Linked DNA regions of Homo sapiens: region 2 is linked to region 1. A link is a loop called in an ENCODE intact Hi-C map of the cell type or tissue named here. Cell type or tissue: tibial artery. All regions are shown on one strand. Each heading gives the region's core, and the rest is flanking DNA. Links, peaks and the distances in the headings are about the cores only.

What was found. Hi-C counts contacts between places; a loop is a spot of excess contacts. Peaks named below come from ENCODE experiments on the same cell type or tissue, not always from the same donor. Only the 100,000 strongest peaks of a DNase experiment are listed, where the experiment ranks them.
Region 2: it touches region 1 in a loop (4-fold over the local background); 23 of 110 quality-filtered maps call a loop at or near these places.

Annotation. Positions count from the first base shown.
Region 1 is chr12:107,770,889-107,780,305 of GRCh38, reverse strand. It overlaps ASCL4 (achaete-scute family bHLH transcription factor 4), which reads right to left and starts at 5,602. Exons shown (of 1, transcript NM_203436.3): 1 at 3,662-5,602. The coding sequence starts at 5,087. The coding sequence ends at 4,569. In tibial artery, for the core only: no CTCF peak of the experiment used is centred there; no DNase peak of the experiment used is centred there; H3K4me3 peaks cover 829 bases; H3K27me3 peaks cover 4,483 bases.
Region 2 is chr12:108,500,143-108,509,559 of GRCh38, reverse strand. No RefSeq gene overlaps it. Among named protein-coding and RNA genes, the nearest start is that of FICD, 10 kb to the left of the region's middle. In tibial artery, for the core only: no CTCF peak of the experiment used is centred there; no DNase peak of the experiment used is centred there; H3K27me3 peaks cover 935 bases.

The sequences.
Region 1 (9,417 bases), core at 934-8,933:
ACAATTATATCCTCATTTAATTGCCACAATTTCATACCAGCTTGATTCTCTTTCCAACTTCTCTGGCTCCTATTTCTCAGCTCTCTTCAAAGACATTTCTTCTTCTGACACACCTTCAACGCAGGCCTGTCCCTGCTTTCTTCTCTTTATTTATTTATTTATATGTATTTTTTGAGACACAGTGTCACTCTGTTGCCCAGGCTGGAATGCAGTGGTGTGATCATGGCTTATTGCAGCCTCGACCTCCTGGGCTCAGGTGATCCTCCCACCTCAGCCTCCCGAGTAGCTAGGACCACAGGCATGCACCACCCTGCCTGGCTAATTTTTTGTAGACAGCGGGGAGTCTCCTTATGTTTCACAGGCTGGTCTTGAACTCCTGGCTCAAGTGATCCTCCTACCTCAGGCTCCCAAAGTGCTGGGATTACAGGTGTGAGCCACCATGCCCAATTCTTCTCTTTTTCTCATCAACATTCTCCTGTGGAGATCATACCTACTTCTATAACTCCCCATAAGTGTGTGGCTCTTAAAGAAACAGCTACGCTTGACTTTTCTCTTTACCTCAACCTCAGCATTTTCAGTTGCTTGTGGGCAGGAGTAGCCTACCAGTATTTTACATTCAGCGTCTCCAAAACAAGACTCTTACATTTTAAATCCACTTCTCTTTCTGTGTTCTCAATTTCAACCACAGTTGTCTTTAACTTCTCCCTCTTCCTCATCCCCTCCCCCTCCTCTGAGTTGCCAAGACCTATCAGTTCCACTTGTCAATCCATCCCTCCCTTCACATTCCCAATGATACTGTCAGAGTTCAGGCCCCTACTTTGTTTCCTCTCCCTTAATTATGGCAATACCCTATTGGTCCGCTGCTTCCTACCACCGGAGTACCATGATCCTTAACCACGTACCTTCTCCAAAACCCTCCCTCAATTTTTTTTTCAGTAGTTCCCCATTGGTTAAAAAATAAACTCCAAGCTGTTTTAGCCTGGCTTTCAATGTCCCTAGAGCTGCCTCAGCCATTGTATGCAGTCTCCTATTACTCAGCCTCTCTGCGCTCTCCAAACAGTTCCTGTCTTTGCAGCAACTTTGTTCCTCTTATTCCCTCTGCCTGGAGTTCTCGTTCCATTCTTACCTACTAAACACTGCATCCACCAAAGCCTTTCCTTCTTGCTCCCTTCTCACTTGAGGCTGGACCAAATCCCTCTTTTCTTTGGTTCCTCATAGCATATCTTCCATTTTGGATATCAGTTATACCATTTATACCTTTTTCCTCATATTGAGGTAAAACCGGTCTATTTCCCTACCAGCTTGTAAAGAGTCTTCAAGTTCCATTCCATAAAAAACTTATAAAGCTTTTGGTGATTTTTTGTGCTGTTTTGTTTTAACTGGGCGTGGTAACAGCAAGAAAAAAAAAAGTAGGCCGCAGCCCCAGGGCTGGATCATTCTAGTGGGAAGAGGGAAATACAGGAACAGAAAGCACCGTGCTGTGTGGCAGGAAGTGGGCATGTCTTATTACATTTGCTTCCCTCAGCTCGGACTTTGCACAGGTCGGATGCATGATATTTTCCAGCTGGAAGAGTCTAAAAGATAATGTGACACTCTTCATGTGTTCTAGCATAGAAAACTGAGAACACAACAGTTAGGGACTTGCTCAAAGTCACCAAGTCAGTGAGTGGCAAGAGCTGGATCCAGCCCCAGGGCCAGGGCACGCTCTGCCACATCCCAACGCAGCTCCTGCTTTGCACGCTCGGGGTGGGGTGGGGTGGGATGGGGTGTCGCAGCAATTACTCAGGTTGCCAACCACAGGGAGTATTCTAAAAGCAATCAAGTGTGATCAAGGGATATGTCTGGGCTGAGTGGGAAAAATAAAAAAAGGGAAGATGTTGAAGGACATGAAAATCTTTCTCCTTTTATGAATGCTTCATTGCCATAAAACTCCCCTCCATTCTTGCTTCCACAAAATTCACTGGAAATTTATTTTGTTCCTTTTGAAAGTCAAATTGTTCTAGGGTTAATGAAGTGATCATTCGCCGGAAAAGAGGTCAAACCTTTTTAAAGGTCTCATTCCCGGATTGGTGCTCCTCCTGTAAGTCATGGGGAAGGTCTCAGAAAAACTGCAAGATTTCTTCTTTTAAAAAGTTATATGATTGCGGAAGGAGTTCATTTAATTATTACTATTTTTTTAAATAGTAGTCTTACTCTGTTGCCCAGGCTGGAGTGCAGGCAGAGGCACGATCATGGCTTACGGCAGCCTCAAACACCTGGGTGCAAGGAAACCTCCAACCTCGCCCTCCTGAGCAGTTGGGACTACAGAGGCGTGCCACCAAGCCCGGATACATTTTTTTAATTTTTGTAGGTACAAGGTTTCTATATGTTGCCAAGGGCTGGTCTCATGCTCTTGGCCTCAAGTAATCCTCCTACCTTGGCCTCCCAAAGCGCTGGGACTACACGCATGATCCACCACACCCAGCTGAGAGATGGTTTTATTTTTATTTTTCCAAAAGGTTTCTCAAAATCATTGCCTCATTCTCAACAGGGCTTTAAATAAAACCACGTTAAGGTTTCCAGTACCTGGGCTGGTCTCAAACTCCTGAGCTCAAGCGATCCATCTACCTTTGCCTCCCAATGTGCTGGGATTACAGGGTGAGCCACTGCACCCAGCCAATTCTATGTTTTAACATGGATTCAGTGTTCAAAGCATGTATCCTAGAACATTACCAGAGGAGGTAAGAGAGTGTGGTCACTCTGTCCCTCTTTTGAAACACTGAAGAAATCATACCAACTCCACCTAGAGATTTTATTCTTAACCAGGCTTTACTCTCCATAAACTGAGAAATAGTATTTTCCCCAAAATAATAAAACTACTAATTTATCATTGGTTAGTGCCTTGCAGATTACCAAGGTCTTTCACATACACTTCTGTAAACATTTCTGTACAGGTGAGAAAACTGAGTTGAAGCAACATTTGCTCTGCTAGCAAATGACAGAGCAAGAGACAGCATGGTAAGGGAGAAAGAAATCCTTGGCTTTGGGTTCAGGCTCGGGACTTGATCTCAGCTCAAGGAATCCTAGCAACACTAAACTGGTCAAGGTATGTAACCTCTTTGAGCTTCATATTTTTTTTAATCACAAAATATTTGTCATACCCACCCCACAAATTTATGACAATTAAATAGGACAAAATGTAAAAAGCCACAACAAAATTCCTAGCACATAAAAGATGTCCACTGAAGATATAGCCTGCCTTAGTTGCTACAACTGTAAAAGGGGGTAATAAAATCTAAGTGAAATCTACCTGGAGGATGCACTTCCACTGTTAGTTCTCTTTGTCCATTTCCATTTCCCCTCCTTCTTCCCCCACAAACCAAAGCTGCCTCCATGGAAAGGATAATTCGGCATATTAGAAAACAATCTTAGGGAAGTTGATCTTCATACATCAGCAGGCATTTAACTTATCTACTGAACTCAAAATTGTTTCTTAGAAAAAAAATGACCCAAATTCAATATTTTAAAAAGGCTTTTAACATGGCCAAAGTCACTACATCATTTCCATATACTGTACCTGGAAGCCCTAATGGTGATAAAAATATTTGAGAATGTACCAACTTCAATCCATCCGTCTTGTCCCATATCTTTCCCCCATCTGGCTCAACCCGCAAAAAGGACTTCCAAGTAGATTTCTTTTTTATTTTTAAAGTCACAGTGCCACTTCAGTTTATCCAAAACTTAGATGGAGAGCTACACGTTGGGGGGCGGGGGGTATGCAGAGAAAAGGAAAATGAAGAAAACAGTGGACAAAACAATTGAGAGGAAAAACAAGTTTTCATACAAATCTGGGCTCTCTTCCAAAGAGATCATTAATTCTAAGATATTTTACTATCTGCTCAATGCTACAAAGCTTCCACGTGGCCACTGGATGAAACAGTGTGTACCAAGCCACGGATTCCCTGGCACCATCATTCACACAGTCAACAACAGCACATGCTGGCAAATTCGTTCTCAAGTACCAGCTTACAGTCTCCTTCACCCAAAGCAGGAGGTCAACAATTACTTTCCATTACATTTTGAATACAATTCCCGAAGGAAGGAATGCAAGAAAATGTTCCTCTCATTTTTAAGGACTGTTTTTGGCTGTTTGGGGTTGTTTCTGTTTTGGTGGCGGTAAAGTTCTTCTTTGGTTAAGGTTTAATGTTTATGTATACCATTTACCCACACCACGGAAGGTGGGAAATTCCAGTTGTTCTCGCCCTTTGAGTTTTTAGAATAATCGTATTTACAATGAGGTGCTCAGAATCTGAAACAGTTTGCATTTTAGAAGTATAGGAAAAGAGTCTCCTTAATAAGCACCTATAAGTTGCAGGCACGTAACCAATAAGGGCAGGGGAGAAATTCCCAAATGTCAAAACAACTCCCCCATCCCCCAAACCCCAGCACCCATTTCTTTTTCTTAAGATTTAGGCCTGGAGAAGATGCCAGATTAAGAATGCAAACCACCTTCGAAGAGGACCTTAGGTTGAGCGCCCGGCTGCGCGCTGTGCGGCGGGCGCGGGGGTCCTGGCCAGTTCGGGCGCTCGCTAGCTGCCCCCCTCCTCGGGCTCGCTGCTGGGCGAAGGCGCCGAAGAGGCCTTGGACTCCCCGTCGCTGTTGCATTCCGCCCTGCGCTGGGGGACGGCGCCGGCCGCGCCCTCGAGCCCCCAGGCCTGGCGCTCCAGCAGCTCCTGCAGGTGCTTGATGTAGTCGATGGCAGCGCGGAGCGTCTCCACTTTGCTGAGGCGCTTGTCTGCCAGCTCCCGGGGCAGGTGGTCTCGGAGGCGCGCATAGCCCTCGTTCACGCAGCGCACCCGCTGCCGCTCGCGCTCGTTGCGCTTGCGGAGGAAGGCGGGCTCGAAGGCGCTGTCCAGCGGCACGGGCAAGTACTGCCATCCCCGTGCGCAGCCGCTGCGCGCCCACTCCCAGCACGCGGCGTCCAGACGCAGGGCGACCCTGAGGGGGTCCCTCCGCGGGAGTCCGGGCAGGGTCCCCGGAACGCCCAGGGGCGCGGTGCGCAGCGAGTATGGCAAGGCCAGCCGTTCCGCCGGTTTACGCGTCTCCATCATTTGCCGGAAAGCACACAAATCACTCAAGAGGTCAATCTCTCAATAGAAGAAGACGAAACAGAATCTTAGAAGCAGAGGTGCTGGTGCAGACTGCCTGGCTCAGTGGGTCTGTCTTTGCAGAAGTTTCTGGGTCCAGAAGTTAGGTTCCTGGACAGGCTTCAGGGAAACGGTGCATGATTCCTGAAGTTCATTGCACTCCTCGATCTTTTTATGATTTAGGCAGAGGTGGTAGGCAAAGACGTAGGATCTCCTAATCCACACTTCAAACCCCGTCTTCCCCACTGATCTTCTTTCAGAAGATAACAAAGGGGGTTCCTCTGCCTGGTCCCCCAGCCTGGAAAGGTGAGCTCACACCAGAGTCATCTTCCAAAGCCACCAAAAGCTTTTCAATGCCTGTAATCCACCACTCTAGGTCTTCAAGAGATGAGTCGTTCGCCAAGAGCCTAGCAATCTTCAGGATTTGAGAAGAGCTCCTCCCAGGAACCTGCAGATCTGGCGGCGGAGGGAAAGTGGACCAGAGGCTTTCTCCTTGAAAATCACTTGACTGTCCTTTGTGGTTTCCCGCGACCAGGTCTAATGGAAGGAGCTTTTAGAGTGTTTGCAAACTTAAACTTGCTCTTTCATTTCTGGGGTCTTAGCCTCATCAAAGGAAAAACTGCTCTCTTGCGGTTATAAAATGTGTCAAGTCAAGGAAGACCCGGGGCGAGGCTTGAGGTTTTTCTTCTTCCAAACCGAATCTTTTAAAAACTCAATGAGGCATGTTTGAAGGGTATAGGAAAAATACAGACTGTAGCAAAGAATATAAGGGTCTGCATATTATGTTCCAACATATGTTGTTTTATGGTTGTTGAGGGTGTTTTATGGAGATGCGACTTTTTAAAAGCACATCAAAAGACTGAACAATAACAAACGCGCTTAGCCGGTTATTTCTCACAGTGCTTACTGTAAACACAGCTTAAATACTGCTTCCCAGCCTCCTCTTCTAATCTCACCCAGGATATAAGGACATCATCTTTCCATAGCGCAAAGAGTGTTTTTCCATTGGATTCTTCTTCTTTAAAAAATGTCATTTATTTTCTCTCTTGGGGGCAGGAAAGCAACATTTGAAAGGTGGAGACTCCAAGTTCCAAGGAGAAAGGATGATGTCTTTGAAGACTTGTCTTTTTAAGACACAACCCCTCCAAAATGAATAATTAATCCATCCGTGTTGGTAAACCTTTGAAGATTAAAGTGTCATTAAAAATCCAACTGTACTGGTTAACGTCAAAGAATATGTTATCACACTGAAAATCAGATTTCCTCTTCTGCAAACCAGTACATTAAAGGTGTCTTCTACTTTAAAAGTCCTACTTAAAAACAAGAGAAGCAAAAACCCCCTACATTTATGATGAGAGCTTTTGCCTATTCCTCAGCAGACAAGGTGCTGCCCTAACATGTTTTTCTTTTTAGTTTGGCAAGTCCTGTTCTTCCCTGTTTGTTCTAAATGATCCGCCTGAAGCAACTCAAAAAACAAGGCAAATAAAATAGAAATAATTATTCCTTTCGGGTATAAGTTAGTCACATTTTTAAAGGTGTAGCTTGGCTGGGTGCAGTGGCTCAAGGTTGTATTCCCAGCACTTTGGGAGGCCAAGGCGGGTGGATTGCTTGAGGCCAAGAGTTCAAGACCAACCTGGCCAACATAGCAAGACCCCCATCTTTTAAAAAGAAGAAAGAAAAATTAAAAGTTGTAGCTCCTGATGAGGTTTGTACTGGCAAATAGCCTAATATATCATCACAATTTCTCAGTAGAATTGAGAAAGCCCTTTCTATTAGGAGAAAAGTCCACCACTCAGGCAGGTAGGCTGTTATACCACAAGGTGCTTTTTGGCCATGTCAAAGATTTTAACTTTTAAGAGTGACAGGAAGATAATGAAATATTTTAAGCAGGGAGGTGACATTTGAAGATTTGTGTTTCAAAAAAGATAACTGTGTCTGCAGATTGAGGACTAGATTGGAAGAGAGCAAAAGGAAGAACAGTTGAGATGCCATTTCTCCTTCTCAGATTGGCAAAAGTTTAAAAGATTGCTAAGATTCAGGGGAGGCAAGGATTTGAGGAAAGGGTGGGAGCATAAATTGCTTCAAGAAACTATTAAAATTATTATTATTATTATTATTATTATTATTATTATTATTTTGAGACAGGTCTCACTGTCACCCAGGCTGGGGTGCAGTGATGCGATCTCGGCTCACTGCAACCTCCGCCTCCCAGGCTCAAGGGATCCTCCTATCTCAGCCTCCTGAGTAGCTAGGACTACAGGCTTGTGCCTCCACATCCCAGCTAAACAAACTGTTAAAATTAATAGTGCACATCACATCCTTTGATTCAGATATCTGTGCCGTTTTGTCCTACCAAAATAAATGTAGCAATACCTATTTATGTGTACAATAATCTTTATTGCAACATTTGTAGCAATTTAAAAAAACGAAGACTCCAGGCAAGGTGGCTTATGCCTGTAATCCCAGCACTTTGGGAGGCCAAAGTGGGTGGATCACTTGAGGTCAGGAGTTCGAGACCAGCCTAGCCAACGTGGCGAAACCCTGTCTCTACTAAAAATACAAAAAATTAGTCAGGCGTTGTAGCAGGTGCCTGTAATCCCAGCTACTTGGGAGGCTGAGACAGGAGAATCACTTGAATCCTGGAGGCGGAGGTTGTACTGAGCCAAGATCACGCCACTGCACTCCAGCCTGGGTGACAGAGCAAGACCCAGTCTCAAAAAAAAAAAAAAAAAGGCGAGGCTGGGCACAGTAGCTCACGCCTGTAATCTCAGCACTTTGGGAAGCCGAGGTGGGAGGATCATGAGGCCAGGAGTTCAAGACCTGCCTGACCAGCATGATGAAACCCCATCTCTACTAAAAATCAAAAAAATTAGCTGGGCATGGTGGCACATGCCTGTAGTCCCAGCTACTTGGGAGGCTGAGGCAGGAGAATTGCTTCAACCTGGCAGGCAGAGGTTGAAGTGAGCTGAGATAGCCTGGGCGACAGAGCGAGACTCTGTCTCAAAAAATAAATAAATAGATAAAGAAGAAGAAGAAAAAGGGAACAGCCTGAACAGCCTGAATGTCCATCAATAGGAAAAGAGTTAAAAATCTTAGAATATTATGCTATTATTAAAAATAATGAGTAAAATCTGTACGTAAGAACTTGCAGACATATCCACAATGTCTTAAGTGAAAAAAGCAAATTGCAGAGTAACATATGCAGCAGGAACATAAAAACAATTCTACATGATGTGTATGTCCTTTATATGTGTTTCTGTGAGCATGGAGAATGAAATAGAAAGACACATACTAAATGGTTTTTTGCATTGGTTGCCTAAAAAGAAAGGGTGGCATTGGGGAGGAAGGGGGGATGTTCATTTTTCTTTATAAATCTTTCTACTGTTTAACTTGTTAATACCAACACTATTACTTTCTTATTTTTATAACCCAGTGAAACTTAATAAGATAAAATGTGTAGAAAGTTCAAATGACACCCCCTGATCTGGCCCAAACCAACAGATTTACCATTAGAAATTAGAACTCTTAGACCAGGTTTTCTGGCTCCTTGTAAATTCTGTCTCTGAGGACGAAGTATCTACAAGACTTTCTCTCTCTCTCTCTCTCTCTCACTGCTAATACCACAATCAAAATTGGTCAAGGCCGGGCGCGGTGGCTCATGCCTGTAATCCTAGTACTTTGGGAGGCCAAGGCAGGAGGATCACCTGAGGTCAGGAGTTCAAGACCAGCCTGACCAACATGGAGAAACCCCGTTTCTACTAAAAATACAAAATTAGCTGGGCGTGGTGGTACATGCCTGTAATCCCAGCTACTTGGGAGGCTGAGGCAGGAGGAGAATCACTTGAACCCAGGAGGCGGAGGTTGTGGTGAGCTGAGATCATGCCATTGCACTCCAGCCTGGGCGACAAGAGCAAAACTCCGTCAAAAAAAAAAAAAAAAAAAAACTGGTCAAATCCTGATCCTACAGTGGTCTTTTTATAGGATCCAAGTAATATAATGACCTAACTGCATGGTCACAAAGAATGCTGACAGAGCCTTTCCTAAAGAACAAAAGCATTGAAAATAAGTGGCTTTTCCAGTAGGAATAGGACTGTTTTACTCACATGATGTGCAGGGTATGGGGTGGGGGTTACCTTCTTTACATAAGAGATCAAAAGAAGAAGTTTTGACTCCTGATTACTCTCCAGTCAGTTTTGACCCAGATAAACATTCTCTCCAACCTAAAGCTGTCCTAAGGCTGGCTAGATCACGTAACACATATGCTAACCTGCCAAGAGTAACTGGGCTGGGT
Region 2 (9,417 bases), core at 398-8,397, 730 kb before region 1:
TGAGGTCACACAGCAAGCAAGTGGCAGAGCCAGGGTTCACAACCAGTCTTCCTGACTCAAAACTGTGGTTTTGACGATTATGAGACCCTAGGCTTTCAGAGATCTCAGGTTACATTTTAGCTCCTCAGCTTTGGAGGTGGAAAAACTAAGGACAGAGCCAGAATACAAATCCAAGTCTCTAGATTCCCTACCCGTTAACATGTCCCCTTCTACTGTAAAAATGCTTTAAGGGTAGGGGAAGGAGCGAGGAGGAAAAATCTTCATAAAGTCATCTTCTCGAGACAATTTCTGACATCCACCCTATGTCTGTTATCCATTGCTGTGTAACAAATAACCCCAATGCTTAGTAGCTTAAAACAACAGCAAACATTTTTTACTTTACATTATATTGTGTGGGTCAGTAATCTGGGAGCAGTTTAGCTGGATGGTTCTAGCTGGCAGACGTTCTTGAGATTGAAGTCAAGATAGTGTTTGGGGCTGCAATCATCTGAAAGCTTGACTGGTGCTGAAGGCTCCATTTCCAAGGTGGCTCACATGGCTGGTGGCTGGGGGCTTCAGTTCCTCTCATGTGGGCTGCCCCGTAGGACTGCTTGAGTGTCCTCTCAACATGGCAGCTGGCTTCTCCAGCATGAATGACCCAAGAGTGTGGTGTCTTTTATGATCTAGCTTCAGAAGGCACAATTTAACCTTCGCTGTACTCTATTGGCCACAACACAGATCAATCTTGGTTCAAGGTATGAGGGGGCTACATAAGGCTCACCAGGAGATGAGGATCAGTGGGGCCCATCTTTGAGGCTGCCTGTCTTATGCACTGCCTCTTCCCTTCTCTGTCCCAGTGATTGATTCTGCCTGACAGGATGGACTTCAGGCCTCCTGGGCCTTATGTGGTGGACTCTTTGGGTACCTCAAGGCAGGGAGCTTCTGCATTTGTGAGACTCCTCTGTGAGAACAGTGGACTCCCAGTGGCTGACTGCTTTTCTCCCAGCTGTTTACTGACTGCTTTCTAGCTGTACTACTCTAATTGGCCCAAGAAGCTGCCTACTCCTGCCTAAAAATATGGTCATGTTGACATGGAGACTGACTCAGGTGCTCAATACGCTGTTTTAGATCACAGCCTCTGAAAGATGTGACTAACACTTCTCTTCCTGCATGGGGACGGTGACTCAGTTTGGGCCAGGATGGAGTGAAGACCCAGTGGAGCCTACATCCTCCCCTTCTCTGATTTCTCTGTTTCACCTGATTCAAGGTAGCCAGGGTCTGGGGGCTGCTGGGCAGAGGGGCTGTGGACTCCCTGAGTCCAAATTGCAGTCCATTTTGATGCCCCCCAAAAAGCTCTCAGTGGAAGCTCTCTGTTGCCATAGTAACGTGGAGATGTGGAAATTAACATGGATGTCTGGCTAGCTAGGAAAGCCAAGCTCTTAATACTCATTCCCTCTTTTAAATAGATAAGAATTCCCAGGAGGGCTTTGGACAGACATCAAAGGGCCTATTTCAGGTGTTGAGAAAATACTCTTTTAAAAATTACTGTGAAATGAATTCAGCCCTAATCAGAGAGATGGCAGTGATTTGGCATTCTCAGAGGAATTGGAGAAGTAAGTTTAGAGCCAAGGCAACTGTTTTTTTTTTTCCTAAATGACAGCTTTATTGAGATATAATTCACATACCACACAATTCTCCCATTTGAAGTGTACCATTCTGTGGTTTTTAATATATTCACAGGGTTGTGCAACCATCACCCCAATTTTAGAACATTTTCATTACCCCCAAAGAAAGCAAAGACCCTTTAGTAGCAATTTCCTGTTTCTCCCCAAGCTCCTTCCCTCAGCCCCTGGCAATCTACTCTCTGTCTGTATAGATTTTTCTCTTCTGGATGTTTCCTGTAAATGGAATCCTATAATATGGTGGCTTTTGGGGTCTGGCTTCTTTCAGCATTTTTATTTCTTGCCCTCTTATGGTTCTTCACAGTTTTTCCAACAGCAGTGTTTCCATGCACTTTGAGAACAATTCATTGGCTGGGGGTGCAGCTGCAAAATTAACCCCCAGCCTGGGGATGGATGAAAGGGAGCAGAGTCCTCCAAGGCCACCCACCTGGCCTTCCTTGTTCCTTCTTGAGCCTTCCTGGCTGCTTTGGGACTGTGGTGGGTAAAGTGGCCCTTTGGGAGCATGGCTGGCTGGGCTTCACACTGGCATACAGTGGACATGCTTCCTGTGACTTCCTTTCTTGGGAGAGTTATAATCACAAGCAGCAGAAGATCACCAGGTGCCAGGCACCATGCTACGAGCATCCCTTGAGTTAGGATAATTTCACTGTTACAGACCTTTTTTCCCCTCTCTTTTTATGGGGATTCACTAAACAGCCACCTCTTTTACTTCATGCAGATGTTTTGCTGAGGCTATCACTTGCGTCATTTTTCTATTTTTCAGCCATAAATGATGCACATAGAAATAATCTCACTCTTCGCCCTCTGCTAGCCTAGATATTTTACTTGTTTGTTTATTTATTTATTTATTTATTTATTTATTTATTTTGAGATGGGGTCTCACTCTGTCTCCTAGGCTGGAGTGCAGTGCTGCAATCTCGGCTCCCTGCAACCTCCGCCTCCTGGGCTCACACGATTCTCCTGCCTCTGCATCCCGAGTAGCTGGGACTACAGGCATGTGCCACCATGCCCAGCTAACTTTTTGTATTTTTGTTAGAGACAGGGTTTCACCATGTTGTCCAGGCTGGACTCAAACTCCTGGCCTGAAGCGATCCTCCTGCCTCAGCCTCCCAAAGCTTTGGGATTACAGGCATGAGCCACTGCCCCTGGCCTATTTTTTAAAATATAAAGTGGCTCTGCAGCCCCTTTGTTCTTAATAAGCTCCACAGGGGCAGGGATTTGTCTTTTGTTTACAGCTTGCCTAAGGCTGGCAGGCCACAGGAGTATTATCAACATTGATTGAACAAATACATGATTTTGTTGAATCCTTTGATGCCCCACAAAGTAGGTAGAGTTATGAGACCCATTTTACAGATGAGGAAACCGAAGCCCAGAGATGTGAAATGACTTGTCACAGGCCATCAGCCTATAAGTGGTGGAGCTGGGATTTGGTCTGATTAAGGGGGATCTGGAGCTCTTAAGCACTCTATTATGTGCAAATATGTGTTATGGGTTGAACTGTGCCTCTCAAAATATGTTGAAGTCCTAACCCCAAGATCCGTGAGTGAGACTTTATTGGGAAACAGAGTCTTTGCAGATAATCAAGTTTTTGTTTTTAAAAACTGATGCATAATAGATGTGCATAGTTTCAGGGTACATGTAATAATTTAATACATTCATGTAATTTGTTAGGATCAAATCAGTGTACTTGGGATACCCATCACCTTAAATATTGTCTTTTCTTTATGCTAGAAAAATTCAAATTCTTCTCTTCTAGCTATTTTGAAATATACAATAGATTATGGTAACCTATAGTCAACCCACTGATCTATGGAACACTGGGTCTCATTTCTTATATCAAACTGCGTATGTGTACCCATCAATCGACTTCTCTTCATTCTCCTGCCCCCCTGCCCCTTCCCAACTTCTGTTAAACACCAATCTATTCTCTAATTTCATGAGATCCACCTTTTAAACTCCCACATATGAGTGAGAACGCGAGATCTTTGTCGTTCTGTGCCTGGCTTATTTCACTTAACGGAATGACCTCCAGTTCCATCCATGTTGCTGCAAATGACAGGACCTCATTCTTTTTTATAGCTGAATAATATTCCATTGTGGGTATATACTGCATTTTCTCTATTCATTCATCCACTGATGGACACTGAGGTTGATTTCATATTCTGGCGATTGTGAATAGTGCTGCGGTAAACATGGGAATGCAGATGTCTTTTTGATATATTTATTTCCTTTCTTTTAACTATAACCACTAGTGAAATTGTCAGATCATATTGTCATATCTATTTTTAATTTTTTGAGGAACTGCAATATTGTTCTCCATAGTGGCTGTACCATTTTTTTTCTTTTTCTTTTTGAGTTTAGGAGTGCAGGATTAATAGGCAGGAGAAAGAGAAAGAAAACCACCTGTCTCTCTGGGACTTCCAAGAGGAAAGACTGCCCAGGAACCAGTGCACTGGATTTTAGAGTCAGGCTTGAGGAAGTGATGTCTGATTTACATAGGGCTCACAGATTGGTTTGATCACGTATGACGTTTACATAGCGCACAGGAAAGGCTGGCCACCCCACCCTAATCTTGTTATGTGAATAGGCTTTCCAGTTGACTGGGGTCATCATGTCTGGTGTTTGCTGTACACGTGGCTGACAAAGACAAGGGGAGATGGAGCCGCTGTCTTTAACATGATTGGCTCAACTGCCGGCATCTATGTCTGACGCTTGATTTTGCAGGCTGCTCTTTGTTAGAAAGGAAAATGATTTGGGGCTGCTTTTCATTAAAAGGAAAACCTGTCCGAGGACTTCCATACCATCACTATCTGCCTAAGTAATTTATTCTTAACTCCTGTATCATTCCCTACTCTGGAGTGGTAACCCTAACTGCTGTTAGGGGGTGTTGGATGATGACTCTTTCTGGCTACTTTCTGCTGACAAGTAGCATTGTGTGGGGAAGAGCAGCTAGGGCTCCTCCTGGGGTCGATCTAAGGGTCCTCGAAAGAAAGGCATGTCCGTGCATGGTTCTGTCTGTAGCACCATTTTGAATTTGATTGCTGTCAGCTATTCCGATGGTCTGTAACACTGGTTTGCCTCCACCAGATACTGTGTTTCAGTGAATGTTGTACCTTGGTATCCCAGAGGATGTCCCCAATATGAAGTGACTACTTTGTCTGGGGTATATACCTGGGGTTCGTTGTTTTGAGCCAGGAAAATTTAGGACACTGACACACAAGAGGAGTTTAGGAGCAGAGGTTTAATAGGTAGAAGAAAAAGAAAGAAAAACAGCTCTCTCTCTGTTGAGAGAGAGGAGTCTTCCAAGAGGAAAGACCCCTATTTTTTTTCAATAGGCTTAAAATATACATAAGTGGCTGTACTAATTTGTATTCCAGGGTGGGATCTCTTGACCAGGGTTCCCATCAGCTCCCAGCTTCCCAAGAAGCAAGAACCAACCAGCAAGGGGCTTGATCACCACTAGTGGGTCCAAATAAGGGGGCAGTGCGCTGGGGTTGGGAATGGAAGTTTGATTATGAATCCCTCACCATCTGCCCTGAGACCTGTTAAACTGGTCATGGGGCTGGGCTGCATCTGATGCAGAAATTTCTGCTAAAATGATTTCTGTCTTCTGTAGGTAACTTCCAACCCAAGTAATACAACATAAATAGATGATTTTGCTACATGTACTGGGGTAACTTTTCGCATTTCCCTTTTCTTTTCCCCCAACTTTTCCTGTGGTTTTTTCTTCTCTTTTTTGCAGCCAAGAAATGAAATGTTCATTTGTTCATTAATTAATTCAGCAAACATATGTTGATATCCTACTATGTGCAGGCAAAATAAGACATGCTGGTCTCTGGCTGTATGGGCTTGGCAAGTAGCGTTGTCTCTTTTCAGGGCAAATGGTAGTTTTTCCATATTTTTAAAGTTACTCAGGTAATCTCAGGCAAAGGATTAGAAGGAAATGGAGACAGACCCTATAACAACAACAACAGCAAAACTTCAGTTGTCAAGCAAAACCAAATCAAAAGCCCTATCTTTGGGAAACTGTCTGTTTTACCTCATCAGGTTGTCTAGAACCCACAGCAATGGAAATATTAGGAAGGGCAGTGAAGTTTGTGTGTTATTTGAAATTCTGCCGGAACACCCTATAAAATGGGATGTAAACACTCTAGCACTCCCTTACCCCCTGCCAATTTTTTTATTGTAAAATGCACATAACATAAAATGTAGCGTCTTAACCATTTTTAAGTGTACAGTTCAGTGGCATTAAATACATTCACATTGTTTCGCAAACATCCCCACCATCCATCTCTAGAACTCTTTTCATCTCGTGAAACTGAGACTCCGTACTCATTAAACAACCACTTCCCATCCCCACTCCCTCCAGCCCCTCACCACCACCATTGTACTTTCTTTCTCTATGATCTTAACTACACTAAGTGAAACTGGCCGAATTGTCCCATAGAACTGATGTTTATGGTTTCTTTGAATAAGCATAGAAATTGATCCTCCCAGTCTTAAAAACATGAAAAAGGTACATTTGTCTTATCTGAGTTCCTTTCTTGGGAAACCAACCATGAGGTCTCCCAGATAGGATCAAGGAGCTGAAACTCACGAGGCCACTATATCTGGACAATAAGATGCCATGATTGCCTAACTGACCACCTGCTTCCTATTGCCCAACTCCTCTTTCTTATTCCTCCCTAATTCCTGTTTTCCTGCATGTAGCTACATTTCCTCCCTGCTATATAAACCCTTGAGTTTAGTTGGTCAGGGAGATGGATTTGAGATTGGTCTCCTATCTCTTGGGCTGCAGCACCTGAATAAAGCCTTCTTCCCTGGCAATACTCATTGTCTCAGTATTGGCTTTCTACAGCAAGCAGCAGAATCTAGACCGAACCCCTGGCATTTTGGTAGCATAAGTACCTCATTTAAGTGTAGTCATACAGTATTTGTCCTCTTGTGACTGGCTTATTTCACTTAGCATAAAGTCCTCAAGGTTCATCCATGTTGTAACATGTGGCAGAATTTCCTTCCTTTTAAAGGCTGAATAATATTCCTAGTACTCACTTTTTTTTTTTCTTTTGAGACAAGGTCTCACTCTGTTGCCCAGGCTGGAGTGCAGTAGTGTGATCTCAGCTCACTGCAGCCTCTACCCACTGGGCTCCAGCAATCCTCCCACCTCAGCTTCCTGAGTAGCTGGGACCACAGGCACGCATCACCATGCCTGGCTAATTTTTGTATTTTTTTTTTTATAGGGATGATGTTTTGCCATGTTGCCCAGGCTGGTCTCATACTCCTGAACTCAAGCAATCCACCTGCTTTGGCCTCCCAATATGCTGGGATTACAGGTGTGAACCATTGCGCCTGGTCAGTGCTCCATTTTAATATGTTCTTGTGTGTAGCTGAGAGGTCAGCCTAATATCATTTGACCATTGACTGGTGTTGAGGCTTAGTTGAAAAAGTGGGTTAGGATAGAGAAACAGAAAACCTTACATTATGAATATTTTATCTTATCTTTTAACTTACACATACTAGTATTCTGTATACTAATTTGTACTGTGAATACTAATATTAATATTGGGTTAATGGTTGATTAACAAATGAGTTAATTGGGTGAAGTCTCACATTGTCTTCCCTGCATGAATCAGGTGATTTCCTTTTTTGGTTCATTTTGAATTTAATGAGAATTTAAAGACACTGGCTAAGCAGCATACAGAACCCTTCCAGATTTTTATAATTTTCCTCCCCCTCCATCTTTATCTTACAACTAATTCTTCATCAATTTCTATTTAGAAGCTTGCTTTTCTCAGGGCTATTCGAAACACTTAACTTAGTTTTCACAGAAACAACTTTTCTTTTTCCCTTCTTTTTTTTAGACAGGGTCTCACTCTGTTGCTCAGGCTGGAGTGCAGTGGTGCAATCACAGCTCACTGTAGCCTTGACCTCTAGAGCTCCAGCCATCCTCCTGATAACCTGGGACCACAGGCATGAACCACCATGCTGGCTAATTTTTGCATTTTTTGTAGAGATAGTGTTTCACCATGTTGCCCAGGCTGGTCTCAAACTCCTGAGCTCAAGCGATCCTCCCACCTTGGCCTCTCACAGTGCTGGGATTACAGGCATGAGCCACTGTGCCTGGCCTTTCCCTCCTATTTAATCCTACTACATACTACTTAACTAGTTACAAATGAAACTGGCATAAATAGGTTTGGCAGCAAACAACTGATTTTGCTACACATACAGCTCAACACGTGGCAGCTGGTGGCTTACTGGTCTCTGATGTTGGGTGTGCAGTGACTCAAGCTAAATATGAGAAAACATCAGACAAATTCAAGTTGAATGAAATTCTAGAAAATAAAGGCCAGTACTTTTCAAAAGTTATCGAGATCATAAAAGACAAAACTATTACATATTGGACGACACTGAGGAAATATGACAATGAAGTATTTGGCTGATTCTGAATTGTATTCTTTTACTAGAGAGAACTTTATTAAAACAATTGGTGAAACTTAAATGGGGTCTGGGGAGAACATGGTAGTAGATCAGTGTTCGTTGCTTGATTTTGATGGTTGTATTATGGTCCTGTAGGAGAGTTACATGCAATGTGGAATCCTGGATTGGATCCTGGACCAGCAAATGGTCAAAAAAATTTAGTTTTTTTTATTAAGTGTTCATTAATGGAAAAAACTGATGAAATTTGAATGTCCACAGATTCACCAATGTTCATTTCTTGGTTTAGATAGTTGTTGTGTTGTTATGCAAGATATCAACATTAGGGAACGTTGGGTAAAGGACACAGAAAAACTCCAGGTATTCAATTTTTGAGTCTAAATTTTTCAAAAGAAAAAGTTCTTGCTCTTTTTTTTTGAGGCAGAGTCCCACTCTGTTGCCCAGGCTGGATCACCCAGTGGTGCGATCACAGCTCACTGCAATCTCTGCCTCCCAGGTTCCAGTGATTCTCATGCCTCAGCCTCCTGAGTAGCTAGGACTATAGGTGTGTACCACCACGCCTGGCTAAATTTAATTAATTTAAATGAAGGCCAGGGGTTCGAGCTCCCAGGTGAGGCCAATGAAGTTGCTGGTCCACAGACCACGCTTTGGGAAGCCCCCACATCTTGGTTGATTTTAATTATTTATTGATTGATTTTCTGGGCATGTGAAATATTTCCATAACTCTAGGAGTCAGAGGTATACAAAAAGGTGTTCCAAATGAGTGTCTCTCCCTCTACCTCTCTTCTACCCCAAGGAATCTGTGGCCTGGGAACTCTTCAAGAAATGCTGACATGAAGTTTGAGAAGTGCTGGTTCAGAGAGGCTTGAAAAAGCACCTGGGCTTTATTTGGAAGCGGAGCAGCAGCTGATGCCTCCCTAAATGTTCTGCAGATCCCAGAGCAAAGACCTCTGAGTCTACCGCCCCACCCTGCCCAGCCACGGCTCACTCCTGCGGTGGGCTCTGCCAGAGGAGGAAGAGTGGGACCCTCAAGCTCTCTCTGGGTCCTCAGCTCCAGGTCAGATAACCATTTTTGGGAGAGGGTTGAGATGCTGCAAGGGGTGGCTTTGGAGGGAGCTCTGACACTTGGGAATTCTGATCATTTCTGGCACATCTGGGTCTAGGATTAAATAAAATATGGGTTACTTCCCAGGTGAGAGGTTCAGAAAATGGGAGGCATCTCTTTGGCCTGCAGCATGAGGATAGTTCAGTTGTCTTCCCTGTGACTGGAAGAAAAGGTGGCACTCTCTTTCCCAGTGTTGTCCTTGGGGCTGTGTCCCCC